Regions from separate parts of the Homo sapiens genome. Here region 1 is linked to region 2. The links are chromatin loops, found by intact Hi-C in ENCODE. Cell type or tissue: heart right ventricle. All regions are shown on one strand. Each heading gives the region's core, and the rest is flanking DNA. Links, peaks and the distances in the headings are about the cores only. Region 1 overlaps RANGAP1 (Ran GTPase activating protein 1). Region 2 holds the start of EP300-AS1 (EP300 antisense RNA 1).

Region 1 (5,368 bases), core at 126-5,125, 63 kb before region 2:
TGAAACCCCATCTCTACTAAAAATACAAAAATTAGCTGGGTGTGGTGGCAGGTGCCTGTAGTCCCAGCTATTCGGGAGGCTGAGGCAGGAGAATTGCTCGAACCCGGGAGGTGGAGGTTGCAGTGAGCCGAGATGGCGCCACTGCACTCCAGCCTGGGCAACAAGAGCAAAACTCCGTCTCAAAAAAACAAACAAACAAACAAACAAACAGAAACATATAAAAACGTTTGCGTCAGCACAGAAAGCAGGCGTGGCCCAACCTAGAGTGAGTGGCATACGCTGGGAGAGCCAGAGACTCTATTCTAGCAAAATGCTTCGGTTTTCCTTCCATTACTTCCCTTCTCCTGCCCAGCAGTGCCTGGAAACTGAGGCTCAGGGAGCTTTCCTACTGGCCAGGAGTTGTCTGGCCTGTCCTATACTTGTAATGGGGTGAGTTGGGGAATGAGTTTTGGACCCAGGACCAGAGGGCCTCCTGGGCAGACAGGCCTACCCTGGAGTTTGATTGATGGTTCTCTGTGCCTCCCTGACCACTGATTTGATTAGGTCTCTGGGTCTCGGCCTTGCTGACCTATGCCTCTTGGGAGCTCAGACGCCATGGTCTGGGTGTCTAACCAAGGCCTGCAGGTCCTTTGGAATCTTTTTCTTCTGGGCAGTGTGTTTAGTGTGGTTTCTGTGCCATGCACCATGAGAATAGAAGGGCCCAGAGGAGTTGGTGGGGCAAGAGGCATGGCCCTGTGCTTGAGAACTCTCCATACCCAAGTTGGACTCCTGCAGGAGCTAAGGCCATCACCACGTGGCCTCCAGGGAATCTGGGAGAATGGGGGTGACCTAGCAGTCGGCTGCTGCTGCTGAGTAGCTTCCTCAGAGGCTGGTCTTTGGCAGAAGTTTGATGTCTCTACCCTGAGTGTGTGCGTGATCGTGTGTGCGTGATCCACCATCACCACCGTGGAGTCAGGCAGGTGCTGGCTCTTCTGTTCCTCAAGGATGGCTGTGTGCAGTCTCATGCCAGGAGTTAGGCCAACCCACCCGCCATGTGCGGCTTTGCTAAATACTTACCGGGTGACCTTGGCCAATTCACTCATCTCTCAGAGCCTCAGCTTCCTCATCTGTAAAGTACGGCCAATCCTGCCTGCCTCCCAGGCTGGTGTTGAGGTTGAAACAAGAAAATATGCCAAGGATGCCCAGGCCCTAGCAGGTGCTCTGCAAACATCAGGTGTTCTGCAAATATCACTTCTCTCGGTGCACTCGCTCGTGATTCTTTTATGTCGCATTTACCATGGGCTCTGATTCCCATCGGTCAGTCTCCGTTTTTCAGTGCTTTTCCTAATGGTGTAACCAGGGTAGAAGCTACTTCCTGGCACCACACCAGGGACAGGGCAAGCTGGGTGTTAGGTTTTTACCACCAGCAGGCAAGCTCCTGCTGTGCCTGGCCAGCTTTTAGGCACAGGCAGGTGTCAGACAGGTTCGTCTGGACCGTGGACTTGGCAGCTGGCTCCCTTGGACATTGTGGAACGTGGAAGAGAAGCTGGAAGATTTGGGCTTTGGTCCAGAGTCCACCACTTGTTTATTGACCATAAGAAAGTTTCCGTTCCTCTTACCCTGAGTTTCTTCAGCTGGAAAATGGGAGCCATGATTTTCCCACCTAGCAGAGGGCCTTAGACAGTGAAGTGAGCTGACTAGGAAGTCCTTCCCCTGGACCTGGCTAAAAGTTCATCCACTCCATGTGGTCTCTCCCTTTCCTGAGTAGGGCTTGGTCTCCCCGTCTCGAAAGTGAAGCTAAACCTCTCAGGCTGGTGTGACACAGCATTAGAGATAAAAACCTTGTGTAACTGAAGTGCTGGACATATTTAAGGTGTGACTGTTGAGCTGTTAGCAGTCCTGCGTCCCCTGACCTGCACCGATGGGTGGCGTGGGATGTTGAAGAGCAGTTCAGCAGCAGTGGCCACCCCGCTGGGAGAAGGGGCTCCTGCCCATGACCAGGGCCCCTTGCCTTTCCCCACAGATCCTGGCTGCAGCTCTGACCGAATGTCACCGGAAATCCAGTGCCCAAGGCAAGCCTCTGGCCCTGAAGGTCTTTGTGGCTGGCAGAAACCGTCTGGAGAATGATGGCGCCACTGCCTTGGCAGAAGCTTTTAGGGTGAGTGGTTTCTGTCCATCCTGCCCCTGCAGCCTTGAGGTGCACTCGGCATAGTAGGCTGACAGTTCTGGATGCTAATCCCAGGGCTGGCACTCAACCAAGAGACCTGGGGCGTCACGTGCCCTCTCCAAGCCTGTTAACCCATCCGAAAATGAGCCAGAATTCCTGTCGTGCATTTCTGGAAAGGTGTGTGACTTTCCGGAAAGGTGTGTGACTGGCTCCCACTGGTGAGCCAGCCCCTATGGGGCTTCAGGCCAGGCAGGCCACTCTGACCAAGGAGTGTCATCTGCCAGGCTCAGAAGTGGTGAAGTGAGATGGTGCGAGTGCTGACAGTAGCCTGGCCCAGCCACTGGTGTGGGGCACAGAGAAGGAACATACCAGACCTCCAAGACAGGGAGATAGGCAGGGGCAGCCGCAGGGCTCAGGTGCCAAATGACGTGCTCTCAGGTGACCTTATCCCCACTCCTCTTCCACTCTCCTCTCCCCATCCCCGCAGGACATTGCTGAGTCCCCGATCGTGAGTGCCAGCAGAAGGCTACACTTGCCCCTAACAGGACTGAAAACTTTGGGGTCTGTCTCCCTCCTCTCTTTCCTGTTTTTTTTGAGGCAGAGTCTCATTCTGTCACCCATGCTGGAGTGCAGTGCGTGATCTTGGCTCACTGCAGTCTCCGCCTCCCAGGTTCAAGCAGTTCTGCCTCAGCCTCCCGAGTAGCTGGAATTACGGGCACCCGCCACCACACCCGGCTAATTTTTGTATTTTTATTAGAGACGGGGTTTTACCATGTTGGCCAGGTGGTCTCGAACTCCTGACCTCAAGTGATCTGCCCGCCTGGGCCTCCCAAAGTGCTGGGATTACAGGCGTGAGCCACCACGTCCGGCCCCTCTTCTCTTAATTTAAATGTTTTCTTCAGCAAACAGTATCCTAGGAGCATTGCTCATACGGGCCGGAATGTCCTGGCTGCCCATCGAGGCTGTCTGTAGATACCCTTTGCCTGCTTCAGTGCCAAGTGAACATCGCAGAGATCTGCCTTGTGTCTCCCTGCACCCCTGGCTGCAGGGGAGCTCCTGCTGCCTCCTCTGGAGCTGGTGGGGGCCTCACTGCCATCCTTGGATCCCTCCCTGCCGTCAGCCTGCTGTCCTCAGTGCACTGGGAGGAGGGGGTGCGCTGTGGTTGTGTTGAGCCTTCATAGGTGTCCTCTGGTGGGCTTAGAATGGGGGTTCTTAATCCCCCCCAGTATGTGGATAGAATTCAGGGGTCTGTGAACATGGATGAGGAAAAAATAACATTATTATTTATTACTAATGTAGCTAAAATATGTAGTGTGACCTTTGATTATAAATGTAGACAATAAACCTCACAGCATTAGAAAGGCCTGTGACTACCCACATAACAAACAAGCACATGTAGTCCCTGAACCCAAAAAAAAAAAAAATTTTATTGAGGCAGGGTCTCGCTCTGTTGCCCAGGCTGGAGTACAACGGTGCAATCTCAGCCCACTGCAGTTGAAGCTTCCCAGGCTCAAGTGATCCTCCCACCTCAGCCTCCCGATTAGCTGGGACTACAGGTGTGCACCACCATGCCCACCCAGTTAATTTTTGTATTTTAGTAGAGATGGGGTTTCACCATGTTAGCCAGGCTGGTCTCAAACTCCTGACCTCAGGTAATCCACTCGCCTTGGCCTCCTAAAGTGCTGGGATTATAGGCATAAGCCACTGCGCCCAGCTTAAAATTTTTAAAAAAATAAAAAGAAAATCTTGTGACTTTATCCCCAGTGGAAATCACAGGTATTTCATATGAAGTTATAGTTACTGCTGATATATAGAAATATTTCTCACTACATCAAAATTACAGTAATAGTGGACCCACCCCTAGATCTTGTTATTTGGTGCATTAACAAGAAGTTTGTATATCACTACAGCATGCGTTTGGAGTTTTTTCCTAAATGTTTTGATAACTGTTCCAACTGAGTTGATTTCCTTTGTAATTCTGTGTAATTTATCTTAAAATTTTAAAAAAACATTTTTTGAGGAGGGGACCCAGGGGCTTCACCAGACTGCCTGAAGGGTTCATGGCACAGAAAATACTAAGAAGGCCTGACCTGGAGTGTGCCCAGGTTGGCCTTCCTGTATTTATTTGTGGACCACCCGCTCCCCCCATTGCCCTGTGCTGCACTGAGCACCTGAAGACAGCAGAAGATTCCTTGGCACAGTTAAGCCAGGCCAACCCTCAGTCCTGGGTCACAGTGGAGACTGGGACATGGCCCTCTCCTCCAAAGCTCAGGGGCCGATGGGATGCAGACGGAATATAGGCTTTGAATGTAGGCAGGATGAGGACCACCGTGATAGAGGAGGGACCAGGTGCTCCGGGAGCACAGAGGAACGCACACTGGATCGTGGCTGGGGGAATCCAGGAAGCCTTCCTGGGAGAGGAGGTGACCAAAACAAGAGCCCTAGAACTCATATGAGTTAGCCTGTCAAGAAAATGCTGAATGGCTGGGTGTGGTATCTCACGTCTGTAATCCCAGCACTTTGAGAGGCCGAGGAAGCTGGATCGCCTGAGGTCAGGAGTTCAAGACCAGCCTGGCCAACATGGTGAAACCTCCATCTCTACTAAAAATACAAAATTAGTCGGGTGTGGTGGCGCACGCCTGTAATCTCAGCTACTCAGGAGGCTGAGGCAGGAGAATCACTTGAACCTGGGAGGCAGAGGTTGCGATGAGCCAAGATCATGCCATCACACTCCAGCCTGGGCGACGGAACGAGACTCCGTCTCAAAAAAGGAAAAAAAAAGAAAAAAGAAAAAGAAAATAAGGAGGCAGAGAGAATGGGTATCAAAAGGCCAGGCTGTGATAGGGCTGCATGGGCCAGGGAACACCCTCCTCATCCCTAGAGAAGGACGCCATGTCGAAGGGGTTATGTTGTGTAGGTGGGTGGGCTAGGAGGGCCCCTAAGAAAGAAAGGTCACATGGAGCTATGTCATCCAGAGAAGGGGCATGAGTGCCTGCCCACCACAGCCAGGGTCCCCACTGTGCTGAGGACACCAGACTGAGAACAAGAAATCGACCTGCTGGATCTAGAGCTCTGTGACCCTGGGCAAGTCACTTCGCCTCTTTGATCCCTAGTCTTTTCTCTGGTGGGGATCCTATCCCAGGCAGTAGGCCTCCCTCAGGAGGTTGTGGAAAGAGTTAGATGCAGCCATGCCCCAAAATCCCACAGACAGGCCCCTGCCCT
Region 2 (5,368 bases), core at 179-5,178:
ACATCCAGCCACAAGAAACATCTTTTTTTCTTTTCCTTTTTTTTTTTTTTTTTTGAGGTAGGGTCTTGCTCTGTCACCACCCAGGCTGGAGTGCAGTGGTACAATCACAGCTCACTGCAGCCCCAACCTCCCAGGGTCAAGTAATCCTCCCATCTCAGCCTCCTGAGTAGTGGGGACCACAGGTGTGCGCCTCCAGGCATGGCTATTTTTTGTATTTTTTGTAGAGAGGGGGTTTCTCCATGTTGCCCAAGCTGGTCTTGAACTCCTGGACTCAAGCAATCCACCCACCTTGTCCTCCCAAAGTGCTGGGATTACAGGCACAAGTCACTGCACCTGGCCCCCTTGCTTCTTCTCTTGATCCACCTCCAGTTCATTCTTCGCACAGACACTAAATGTAATACAGACATCAAATCAATTTACTCGCCTGCTTAAAACCTTCAAAGGTTTTCCATTGTGCTCTCCTGCTAACTGGAACTTTTCTCCACCTCAGTCTCTATATTCTGGGTCTCTGCCTGAAATGCTCTTCCCCCACAATTCCCTTCCCAGAAATAGCTCCTTCTTATCCTGCAAGTAAAGGTATGTTCCCTACCTAGCAGGCCTTTCCCCCCTTGCCTAGGCTCCATCACAACACCTGCTAAATTCCTCCTCAGTTGGAATTAGATGTTTGATAAGTCTTCACTGTCTCCCTGCAGGAGGTAGGAAGCTCTGTGAGGACAGAAATTCACCTGTGTTTTCCCAGAGTCCAGCACCGGGCCTGGTGCACGGTAGGCACTAAATAAATATTTGATGAGGCCAGGCGCAGTGGCTCACACCTGTAATCCCAGCACTTTGGGAGGCCGAGGCGGGCAGATCACCTGAGGTCAGGAGTTCGAGACTTGCCTGGCTAACATGGTGAAACGCCGTCTCTACTAAAAATACAAAAATTAGCTGGGCGTGGCAGCAGGCACCTATAATTCCAGCTACTTGGGAGGCTGAGACAGGAGAATCGCTTGAACCCAGGAGGCACAGGTCGCAGTGAGCTGAGATTGCGCCACTGCACTCCAGCCTGGGCAAGAAAGAGCGAAACTCCGTCTCAAATAAATAAATAGATAAATATTTGATGAATAAGATGATTTGTCACTAGCAGATTCTCTGTGAAATGTATGGCTGTGCCCCTAAAGTATTAATAAAAGATTAAGCAACTAATAAAGGTTATTTTTCTCAACCGGTTGCTACCATCCCAGTGTCTAATAGGATGATCATAACTACCATATACTGTGCCCAGTACTGCACACTTATTATTTATTTTATTTATTTATTTTTGAAACTGACTGTCGCCCAAGCTAGAGTGCAGTGGCATGATCTTGGCTCACTGAAACCTCTGCTTCCCAAGTTCAAGCGATTCTCCTCCCTCAGCCTCCCGAGTAGCTGGGACTACAGACGTGCACCACCATGCCAGGCTAATTGCTGCATTTTTATTAGAGACAGGGTTTCACCATGTTGGCCAGGCTGGTCTTGAACTCCTGACCTAGTGATCCACCTGCCTCGACCTCCCAAAGTGCTGGGATTACAGGCGTGAGCCACCGCGCCCGGCAGTTTTTGCATTTTAATACATAGCACTACCAACCATTCAGTGATTTCCTCTTGATTTCTCCCTCTCCATCCCTTATTGTTCAATCCATCAGCAAATCCCGTTTATTCTCCAAAAGCTACCTCAAATATTTTTTACTTCTATTTATTTTTTTGAGACTGGGTCTCCCTCTGTCGCCCAGGCTAGAGTGCAGTGGCACGATCACGACTCACTGCAGCCTCCACCTCCTGGTGGAGCCTCACACGTCAGCCAACCCCCAAACCCCGCCCCAGTAGCTGGGACTACAGGAGTGACAATCACACGGATAATTAAAAAAAAAAAAAAAACTTTTTTTTTTTTTTTTTGTAGAGACAGGGTCTCATTATGTTGCCCAGGCTGGAATTTTTACTTCTTTTTATCCCTACTGCCATCACTTAAATCCAGACCACCATCATATCAACACCCTGGATCCCACTGAAGCTCCTAGCTGGGTTCTCCTCTTACCCTATCCTATTATTTTTCTACGTAGCAATCTTTTTAAAACTGTACATTGGATGGACTAACTCCCTTGTGTCACTGATTTGCAGGACGAGGGCTTTTACCCATATGAGCCACTTCTGTTTCCTCTTCCCCTGGTTGTTTTATAAGACTCCTGGGGAGGGGGCGGGTGACCCAAGTAGAAGTGAGAGAGTTAGAGAAAGGCCAGGATAAGAAAGTTATTCATTCAAATAATGTACCGCGTGCCCCTGTGCTCTGCGCACTGTGGGTACAGCAGTGAAATCAAGGACCGCACAGTTCGGGCGCTACGAGAGCTGCCGTTCCAATTCCATCCGAAGGAAGGGAGACAACGCTTTCCCGCGCGGACGAGCGGCCAGGCGCGGCGCTAACTGCTTGGACGCCCCGCCTGCCACCGTGCCTCAGCTCGCCTCTTCTGCACAACGGGACTCTGCCCCACAGGGACACCGGGAAGGTCCCGACCCGAGCGCTCAGTGGGACGGGGTCGCACCAAGAGTCCGCGCGGAACTCCCGATCTGGGCGGGGCCCAAAGGTCACGTGGCCGGGAAGGCGGGCGCGCGGGCTGCGAGCACCAACCGCCGGCCGCCCCGCGCTGCGTCGCCCCGCCTCCCCCGCCCCACCCCCGTCGCCCCCAGCGCGTGCCCGCCCGGCGCCCTCTAGGGTGGAAGGCTGCGGGCGTCCTACCAGTGCCAGGACTGCCAGAGCGGGAGGAGCGCGGCGCGGGCCAGCCGGGACTGCTGGACAGCGGGGTCCAGGCTAGAGGCGAGCGAGCGGTCAGTGACGGCTGTGGAGGAGGGAGGCGCTGGGCGTCAGCGCGGGACCCGAGCCTCTGGACCACTGAGCTGGGGGGCTGGCTGAGGTGGGTCTCCCGCCCTGAGGGCGCGCCTTAGGGAGGGGACAGGGGCCGGTGGGACCCTTGCTTTGTCTCAGTCGCACTGAGGTGAGGGGGCTGCACTCGGCCGAGCAGCGAGGACCGTGCCCAGCTCAGAGAGAGCCCTCAGAGTGTCCGGGCTGGATTGCGGCCGCGGTGCGGGAGAAGTCGGAGGAGGGAGTGACAGGTGACCGGGCTGGCAGGGCAACTGCCATTATTAAGCACTCGGCCGCCCGGGTGCGGTTGCCACCTCCTCCTTCCCGAGCTGGCAGCCCAGGCCACCAGGGACACGCACCTGTCCTAAGAGGGTGTAATCTTTGAGGCAGAGGTGGGACACGAACCCGGGACGGTTTGCCCTTGGGCCACTCCCTTAGGCTGAGGGAAAAGTGTACTTAAACCAGGCTTTGAGAATTGGGCAGAGTTTGAAGCGCAGAGATCACCGAGCCCTTCGTTGGCTGTCAGGACTTTAGAAAGACGTTTGGTCTCTAAAAGACCACACTTTCCTCCTCCCCAAAAGTGGCTGGACCTGTGAACACTAATTACTCATGTGTAAGGAGTGCTTTGCAATCTGTAAAGCACTTTCCATTCCGGTGTCGTAGATAATTCGTCACAATGAACTTGCCAAGTAAGCGTTTTTTTTATTTACCTTTTTTACAGATGAAGAAATTTTGTCCCAGAGACGTTTATTAAATCAGGGAGTAGCAATAGAGCCTTACTCTTTTTTTTTTTTTTTTTTTTTGAGACGGAGTCTCACTCTGTCGCCCAGGGCCGGAGTGCAATGGCGCCATCTCGGCTCAGTGAAACCTCTGCCTCCCAGGTTCAAGCAATTCTCCTTGCCTCAGCCTCCCAAGTAGCTGGGACTACAGGCGCCAGCCACCACACCCAGCTGCTTTTTGTGTTTTTAATAGAGACGGGGGTTTCACCATGTTGGCCAGGCTGGTCTTGAACTCCTGACCTCAAGTGATCTCCCCACCTCGGCCTCCCAAAGTGTTGGGATTACAGGTGTTAGCCACCGCACCCAGTGGAGCCTTACTCTTTTTTTTTTTTTTTGAGACAGAGTTATGCTCTTGTTGCCCAGGCTGGAGTGCAATGGTGCAATCTCAGCTCACTGCAACCTCCGCCTCCCGAGTTCAAACGATTCTCGTGCCTCAGCCTCTCAAGTAGCTGGGATTACAGGCATGAGCCACCACGCCCGGCCTTTTTTTTTTTTTTTTTTTTTTTAGTAGAGACGGGGTTTCTCCGTGTTGGTCAGGCTGGCCTTGAACTCCCAACCTCAGGTGATCCGCCTTCCACGGCCTCTCAAAGTGCTGGGATTACAGGCATGAGCCACCGCGCCTGGCTGAGCCTTACTCTTATACATCAAATGTTTTCCACGATAGGAAACCACCTGGGATGACCATCAAGCCCCAAACTCAAACATCCTGTGATTTCATCATCAGAGCTCCTGGCTTAGGGCACAATTCTTGGCTGGATCTGCCTGCCACTCCCCAGCTACCAACAACCGTATCTCGGCAACACAACCACCCTGGCACAGCACTTTTAATTATTTGTTAAATGTTTCTTACTGGGTTGGGCTAAACCAACTGTGAGGAGTCCTTTAGGCAGTGTCAAAACTTGGAGACAGTTGGATGGGCTTGATTGAATTCTGAAAATTCCCCGAGTGTACTGGGGTTTCTACCCAAAGTGACGATTACTTTGAGAGTATTGGTGATAATAATTTTTTGTCCTTCCTATTGACAGGTCCACCTCCTAACAAATTATTGGAAGGAATATGAGAAAAGTAAGTAGGGATTTTGAAGTATCAGTTAAAAGACCCAAAATTGTTTATGTTTAGAATAATGGTAGTTAATTTGGTGATGTTATTTCTGGATGTATAAGGTTAATTGGCAAGTGCTTATCAAATGCATGTGTGTGTGTGTGTGTGTGTGTGTGTGTGTGTGTGTGTGTGTGTGAGATACGGAGTCTCATTCACTCTGTCAGCCAGGCTGAAGTGTGGTGGCACAATCTCAGCTCACTGCAAACTGTGCCTCCCAGGTTCAAGTGATTCTCCTGTCTCAGCCTCCTGCGTAGCTGGAGTTACAGGCGCCCGCCACCACACCAGACTAATTTTTTGTATTTTAGTAGAGACAAGGTTTCACCATGTTGGCCAGGCTGGTCTTGAACTCCTGACCTCAGGTGATCTGCTCACCTCGGCCTCCTAAAGTGCTGGGATTACAGGCGTGAGCCACCATGCCCGGCTCCCAAATGTCCGTTTTTGAGGAATGTATTTATTAATACATGCTGAGAGGTCTACACAGGTGGTAGTCCATCACCACAAACACTGACAGTATACCAAGAGATGCTATTTTTTTAAAATCCCCATAGGACTGTGAAAGGGAAGAGAAGCCGGCTGTTACCCTTTTGCCTATGATATGTGTCAGGTGCTGGGGCTA

Evidence for each region. A loop is a pair of places that touch in the nucleus more often than their neighbours do. Peaks named below come from ENCODE experiments on the same cell type or tissue, not always from the same donor. Only the 100,000 strongest peaks of a DNase experiment are listed, where the experiment ranks them.
Region 1: a loop joins it to region 2, with 6 times the contacts of the local background. A loop is called at or near these places in 3 of 110 quality-filtered maps.

What each region holds. Positions count from the first base shown.
Region 1 is chr22:41,258,215-41,263,582 of GRCh38, reverse strand. RANGAP1 (Ran GTPase activating protein 1) reads left to right here. Exons shown (of 16, transcript NM_002883.4): 6 at 2,003-2,137. Among named protein-coding and RNA genes, the nearest start is that of MIR6889, 7.8 kb to the right of the region's middle. RefSeq lists an enhancer at 5,032-5,368. In heart right ventricle, for the core only: no CTCF peak of the experiment used is centred there; DNase peaks (open chromatin) are centred at 2,492 and 3,140; H3K27ac peaks cover 2,616 bases.
Region 2 is chr22:41,194,830-41,200,197 of GRCh38, reverse strand. EP300-AS1 (EP300 antisense RNA 1) reads left to right here and starts at 2,697. Exons shown (of 3, transcript NR_110514.1): 1 at 2,697-2,924; 2 at 4,677-4,716. RefSeq lists enhancers at 2,174-2,243, 2,254-2,383, 2,538-3,037 and a silencer at 2,574-2,843. In heart right ventricle, for the core only: a CTCF peak has its summit at 2,567; DNase peaks (open chromatin) are centred at 2,597 and 3,262; H3K4me3 peaks cover 1,991 bases.